2 separate regions of the Homo sapiens genome follow, and region 2 is linked to region 1. Evidence: chromatin contacts called from ENCODE Hi-C or POLR2A ChIA-PET data. All regions are on one chromosome and are shown on one strand. The core of a region is the stretch at or near the end of the contact, and the rest is flanking DNA. Distances in the headings are between cores, read along the strand shown. Region 1 overlaps ZMYND8 (zinc finger MYND-type containing 8). Region 2 has its middle 27 kb from the start of LINC01754.

Region 1 (3,424 bases), core at 280-2,779:
TTCTAATCCTCTTAGTCTGTAATAGTGGTTGGCAAACTATAGCTCAAGGGTCAAATTGGGCATATCACCTGTTCCTGAGGGGCCTGCAAGCGAAGAAAGGTATTTTAACATTTTTTTAATGGTTGGGGGGAAAAGAATTAATAGCTCATGAAACATGCAACTTATATGAAATTTAAATTCCAGTGTCTGGACACCTCGGGAGACTGAGGCGGGTGGATTACCTGAGGTCAGGAGTTTCAGACCAGCCTGGCCAACATGGTGAAACCCTGTCTCTACTAAAAATACAAAGAACATCTGGGCATGGTAGCGCATGCCTGTAATTCCAGCTACTCAGGAGGCTGAGGTGGGAGGATTACTTGAACCCAGGAGGTGGAGGTTGCAGTGAGCCGAGATCGTGGCACTGCGCTCTAGCCTGGGCAACAGAGCAAGACTTCATCTCAAAAAATATAAAAATTTAAATAAGTAAATAAATTCCGGTGTCCATTAAAAAAGTCTTAACTGTCTACGGCTGCTCTATTTTCTTCTATCTAGCTAGCTGTTTATTGAGCTAGGGTCTCACTCTATTGTCCAGGCTGGAGTGCAGTGGCACAATCACAGGTCATTGTGGCCTCAAACTCCTAGGCTTAATTGATCCTCCCAGCTCAGCCTCCTCAGTAGCTGGGACTACAGCAGCTTGTGGCTACGTTACTGCAACAATGACTAAATAGTTGCAGAGTTGGAAAAAAGACCCAAAAAGCCTAAAATACATACTATCTAGCCCCTGACAGAAAAGGGGGCAATTTGTAAGAGTAAAATAATTTTCAATATCACTCTCTCTTCCTACACTACACATTGGCTAATTCATGATTAGTAAAATGACCTAAGCACATACCAGCAAGGAGATTATATTTTAGGAAAGGGACTTTAAAGTCTACTCAAATGGGGGATTCAACTAACTTCTCACCTAAAAAGCACTCAAAGAATGAGGTATATTTTTCCAGGAAGTCTGATGTCATTTATCTTTCTCCTTTTGTACCTCCCAAGGGAAGACAGAAGCTAAATTAAACACATTATCCCTGTTCTTATATTCCTATAAAACTGAATTTTTTGAAATGTGGTGCAGGAGAACCAATGGTCATATATATGCCATGTTTCATTTTACTAGTTATGTATTAATTTCACATATATTAGGAAAAGCCACAACAAGCAATTTAAACACACGAGCCTATACATTGTGTTTAGCTTAGGACAAAGCTGCATTACAATTTTCATATTTAAGTATGTAATAAAATACGGCAGAAAACCATGGCAATGAAAGTTCAGGCAACACTAATTCACAAAGTCGCTGCCAAGGTTAAAATTTTAAACATTTCCTGAAAAGCATGCTCTTTATGGGAATTAATGTGCCGAAGGATTGTGTAATTAAGTACCATGTTTTGTGAACTTGGCTTAAATGGAACCGTGTCATGAAACAAAGTAAGCTTTTAAGGACTCTGGTCAGAAACAAGGGGGTAAAAAGGAAGACTTTTCTGAAACTGTGTCAACACAAATTATGTCAATTCCAAAACAAAGCTCTATGACTCAACCATGAGTGTCTAGGACCACACAGCTATGAATCAGAACTAGAGAAAGATATAGACTGCAGCCTTTATTTTACAGAACCAAAAGCCACAGGCTCTCTCTACCCCTCCTACCACCATCTGGGGAGCAGCTAGAAGCAGTTCTTGAAAATAACCCAAGGAAAAGAAAAAAGAAAAAAAATTTCCCAAGAAACAACACAAGCAAAGTCAGTAGAATTATTTGAGTTCACAACTAAATCCTCATTATTTTAACTCTTGGGGACATTCATGGTATCCTGAAGAACTGATGCTTGCTCCTTAAAGAATTCCTGTGTGAAGGGAGTGAGGGAGAGAGGGAGGGAGAGAGAGAGAGACCAAGGAAGGAAGCGAGTGTGAAAGGCTGTCCAAGGCTTTAGGCCAGAAGCCTAAAGCTGGTACTCCAACCTGCTTTATTCATTCTAGAAAATCTTCCAAGACATCTTAAACTGACATTTAATAATTGGAGATTTTACTTAAAAACCTGACATTTAAGAATTGGAGGTTTTACTTAAAAACTCAGACTTTGGGCCAGGCCCAGTGGCTCACACCTGTAATCCCAGCACTTTGGGAGCCCAAGGCGGGTGGATCACTTGAAGTCAGGAGTTCGAGACCAGCCAGGCCAACATGGTGAAACCCTGTCTCTACTAAAAATACAAAAATTAGCTGGACATAGTAGTGCGCGCACCTGTAATCCCAGCTACTCGGGAGGCTGAGGAACGACAATCACTTGAACCCAGGAGGTGGAGGTTGCAGTGAGCTGAGATGGTGCCACTGCACTCCAGTCTGGGTGACAGAGCGAGACTATGTCTCCAAAAAAAAAAAAAAACACAACACAACTATTAAAGGATATGACCTTTAAGGGAATGGGATCACACTGGGAAGACAGAGTACTATTATTGTTTTTTACCTTTTTTTGTTTTTGTTTTTTGAGACAGGGTCTCACAAGGGGTCACACTTTGCCCAGGCTGGAATACAACAGCGCAATCATAGCTCACTGCAGCCTCAACCTCCCAGGCTCCGGCAATCCTCCCACCTCAACTATAGTCCCAGAGTAGCTAGGACTATAGACACACGCCACCACGACCAGCTAATTTTTGTATTTTTGGTAGAGACAAGGTTTTTGCCATGTTGCCCAGGTTGGTCTGGAACTCCCAAGCTAAAGCAATCTGACTGCCTTGCCCTCCCAAAGTGCTGGGACTACAGGCATGAGCCACGGCGCCTGGTCAAGTATTATTTTTTATCATATGTGTTTCTCTAAGATTTGCACTGTTTAATATGAATGTAGGGTTTTGACAGAAAAATACAATTTCAACTAAAACAAAATTATTTGTGTTATGGAAAGTCAATAATCCAAAATGCAGCGACATCTGAACAGAACTCCACAAGATTTCTGGCCATCTCCATCTACTTCTAGGTATAACCTCCAGGTGGCCTTTTGGGGACACTTTTCTCATTTCTGGGTTACTAGCAGCAAGAACTCCACTGGTGACTTCTTGAAAATCTGCTCTGTGGCCCCCTACAGTTCCCCACGATTGCTTGATGCTCACCTGCTTGGGCCCACCAAGTGTGCACCCATGGGAAACCCCCGTGTCCAAGGGGCCTCCTCCCCGCTCCCCCGCACGGAGCTGACCTGTGCTCTTATCCAGGAAGTCCATGGACTCCTCGCTCGCACTGAAGTGGCTCGACGTGGCCTTCTTCTCAGCATCCTGCTCCACGTCGGAGCCCGTGTGCACAGAAGAGTTTGTGCTCATGGGGGAGCGCGGCATATCCGACAAGGAAATCCGGCGGCCTGTGCCCCCACTCAGCACAGGCTTGCTCATCAGGATCTTGGGGGATGCCGTCATGTC
Region 2 (3,214 bases), core at 119-2,618, 160 kb after region 1:
CTCCTGCCTCAGCCTCCCAAGTAGCTGAGAATACAGGTGTGTGCCACCAGGCTTGGCTAATATTTGTATTTTTAGTAGAGATGGAGTTTCACCATGTTGACCAGGCTGGTCTTGAACTCCTGACTTCAGGTGATCTGCCCACCTCGGCCTCCCATAGTGTTGGGGTTACAGGCATGAGCCACTGTGCCCAGCCAGAAAAGACAAATCTATTTTTTTGTTTGTTTGTTCTTTTTTTGAGTTGGAGTCTTGCTCTGTCGCCCAGGCCGGAGTGCCGTGGCGCCATCTCGGCTCACTGCAACCTCCACCTCTCGGGTTCATGCCATTCTCCTGCCTCAGCCTCCCGAGTAGCTGGGATTACAGGCACGTGCCACCACACCCGGCTAATTTTTGTATTTTTAGTAGAGAAGGGGTTTCGCCTTATTGGCCAGGCTGGTCTCGAACTCCTGACTTCGTGATCCACCCGCCTCAGCCTCCCAAAGTGCTGGGATTACAGGCATGAGCCATCGCGCCCAGCCAGAAGAGACAAATCTATTAAGGCAAAAAGTACATTAGTGGTTGCCTGGAGCTGGGAGTGGGATCAGAGATTAAGGATAAGCAGGCCTGAGAGTTCCTGCTGGGGTGATGAAAAAGCTGCATTATATTAAAAATTTACTAAAAATAATCGAATTACACAAACAAAAGCAGTAGATTTCATGGCATGTAAATTACATAGCAATAAAACTGTCTTTTAAAAAAGAGAGGAAGAAAAGAAGAAGCAAAAGAAAAGAGGCCGGGCACAGTGGCTCATGCCTGTGATCCCAACACTTTGGGAGGCCAAGGCGGGTGGATCACCTGAGGTCAGGAGTTCGAGACCAGCCTGGCTAACACGGCAAAACCTTGTCTCTACTAAAAATACGAAAGTTAGCTGGGTGCTGTGGCGTGCGAGTGTAGTCCCAGCTACTTGGGAGGTTGAGGCAGGAGAACCGTTTGAACCCAGGAGGCAGAGGTTGCAGTGAGCCGAGATCACACCACTGCACTCCAGCCTGGGCAACAGAGCAAGACTCCGTCTCAAAAAAAAAAGAGAGAGAGAGAAAAAAAAAAAAAAAAGAGGAAGAGGAAGCGGAAGAATAACCACCCAAACCAATCGGTCTGCAGGGCTTGGGATTCAGCTTTTAAAAATTACATACATTTGCCCAACTCCAATCTTCCAGTTGTTCCCACTCTCCACAATTTCTTGAAGATTACTGCCTGCATTTCCTCGGTCACATGTGCCAATTATTTCAGTCCTCTGGAATGTCATTCATCAGGTTTAGAAACTTTTCGACAAGGTGAATATGGTAACGAAGTCCAAGAGTTGGATGTTTTCCCGCCCTTCTGAACCTCTTCCCTTCGCATACTCTTCTCCTCTGATGACTTCTCCTTTAGTCCGTGTTTACATTTTGTGATTTCTTAGACGTGAGCTCCTAGGCAACAGAAAGAGCTGGGGTAGTTGCGTGCACAGTGAGATGCACCTTAGGAAACTGTGGGCTTCTGGGGTGGCCTTCCCCTAAGTTCCCTGTGTGACTGTTGTAGATGTTTGTAGCTCAGTCTACCTAGCAACCCCTCCTCCTTCTGGAAACAGCTCTAGGTTTCCTGGGTGGGGTTTCCTTCTCCCCCTTGGTGTCTGTGGTCCTGGTGAGGCAGACCGCCACCCATGGGCTCCAGGAATAAGCAGGCGACTCAGGTCAATCCGGACACCAACATAGCTCAGCTCTGGCTGTGGTGATTGGCTGAAAGATGGACATGTGACCTAAGAGAGTCCAGTGAAAGTCAGTTCTGAGATGTTTTCTAGAAATACTGGAAAAGAGATGTTCTTTTTCTACCATGATTGCTTTGTGGTGGGATGTAAGGTTGACTGCTGTGAGCCTCGCTGGGCCACCATATGGGAAATTACCAAGAATGAAGCATTTACCTTTCCTATAGTCCCTGAAAAAAAAAAATAAAAATAAAAATGAAAATAAAAATAAAAATGAAGCTAACACAGGCCGGGCACTGTGGCTCATGCCTGTAATCCCAGCACTTTGGGAGGCCGAGGTGGGCACATCACCCGAGGTCAGGAGTTCGAGACCAGCCTGGCCAACATGGTGAAACCCCGTCTCTACTAAAAAAATTACAAAAATTAGCCAGGCGTGCTGGCATGTGCCTGTAATCCCAGCTACTCAGGAAGCTGAGGTAGGAGAATTGCTTGAACCCTGGAGGTGGAGGTTGCAGTGAGCTGAGATGGTGCCACTGCCCTCCAGCCTGGGCGACAGAGTGAGATCCGTCTCAAAAAAAAAAAAAAAAAAGTTAAATAAAGGAAATGGATCAGGAAATAGAGACAGCCAGACGCAGTGGCTCACGCCTGTAATCTCAGCACTTTGGGAGGCCGAGGCGGGTGGATTGATTGAGACCAGGAGTTTGAGACCAGCCTGGCCAACATGGTGAAACCATACAAAATTAACTGGGCGTGGTGGTGCATGCCTTTAATCCCAGCTACTAAAGAGGCTGAAGCAGAAGAATTGCTTGAACCCGAGAGATGGAGGTTGCAGTGAGCTGAGATCGCATCACTGCACTCCAGCCTGGGCTACAGAGCGAGACTCTGTCTCAAAAAAAAAAAAAAAAAAAAAGAAGCTAACACAAAGGAAATGAATCAAGAAATAGGGAAACAGTACTGATCTCACTGTGTGAGCCTCTGGGTCCATCCATACCTAAAGCTGGTACAAGCTGTACCCTTGCTATCAGGTGAGCCTGTGAATTCTCTTTTCATAACCAATTTGATCGTGATTTTTGTCACTTGTTGGCAAGAATAACACAGTGTCTGGCCAGGTGCGATGGCTCACATCTGTAATTCTAGCACTTTGGGAGGCCAAGGGCGAGGGATCACTGGAGGTCAGGAGTTTGAGACCAGCCTGGCCAACATGGTGAAACCCCATTGCTACAAAAATACCAAAATTAGCTGGGTGTGGTGGCAGGCACCTGTAGTTCCAGCTACTCGGGAGGCTGAGGCAGGAGAATCGCTTGAACCCGGGAAGTGGAGGTTGCAGTGAGCCGAGATCATGCCACTGTGCTCTAGCCTGGATGACAGAGTGAGACTCTGTCTCAAAAATAAATAAATAAATACATAAATAAAATAAAATAAAAATAAAATAATGAATAAAATTTTTAAAAATGTAAAAAAACCCATCCAGGAATGGCCAGTTATTTCCCAACATCCATT

Evidence for each region. A loop is a pair of places that touch in the nucleus more often than their neighbours do. ChIA-PET counts read pairs that join two places held with the same protein, here RNA polymerase II (POLR2A). Pooled maps may share reads with other maps.
Region 2: a map with no recorded cell type shows a loop between it and region 1 (9-fold over the local background). The contact joins two enhancer-like sites. A Hi-C loop is called at or near these places in 4 of 37 single-sample maps with no recorded cell type and 2 of 50 pooled maps. POLR2A ChIA-PET finds 5 or more read pairs at or near these places in 8 of 52 experiments (B cell, BJ, GM10248 and 5 more).

The regions. Positions count from the first base shown.
Region 1 is chr20:47,273,107-47,276,530 of GRCh38, forward strand. ZMYND8 (zinc finger MYND-type containing 8) reads right to left here. Exons shown (of 23, transcript NM_001281775.3): 11 at 3,208-3,424. Among named protein-coding and RNA genes, the nearest start is that of ZMYND8, 82 kb to the right of the region's middle. RefSeq lists enhancers at 2,738-3,238, 3,239-3,424. Within about 2 kb of position 1,530, at least 13 of the 41 ENCODE cell types and tissues checked have a DNase peak (open chromatin) inside an H3K27ac peak, as active enhancers do.
Region 2 is chr20:47,437,568-47,440,781 of GRCh38, forward strand. No RefSeq gene overlaps it. Among named protein-coding and RNA genes, the nearest start is that of LINC01754, 27 kb to the left of the region's middle. Within about 2 kb of position 1,369, at least 8 of the 41 ENCODE cell types and tissues checked have a DNase peak (open chromatin) inside an H3K27ac peak, as active enhancers do.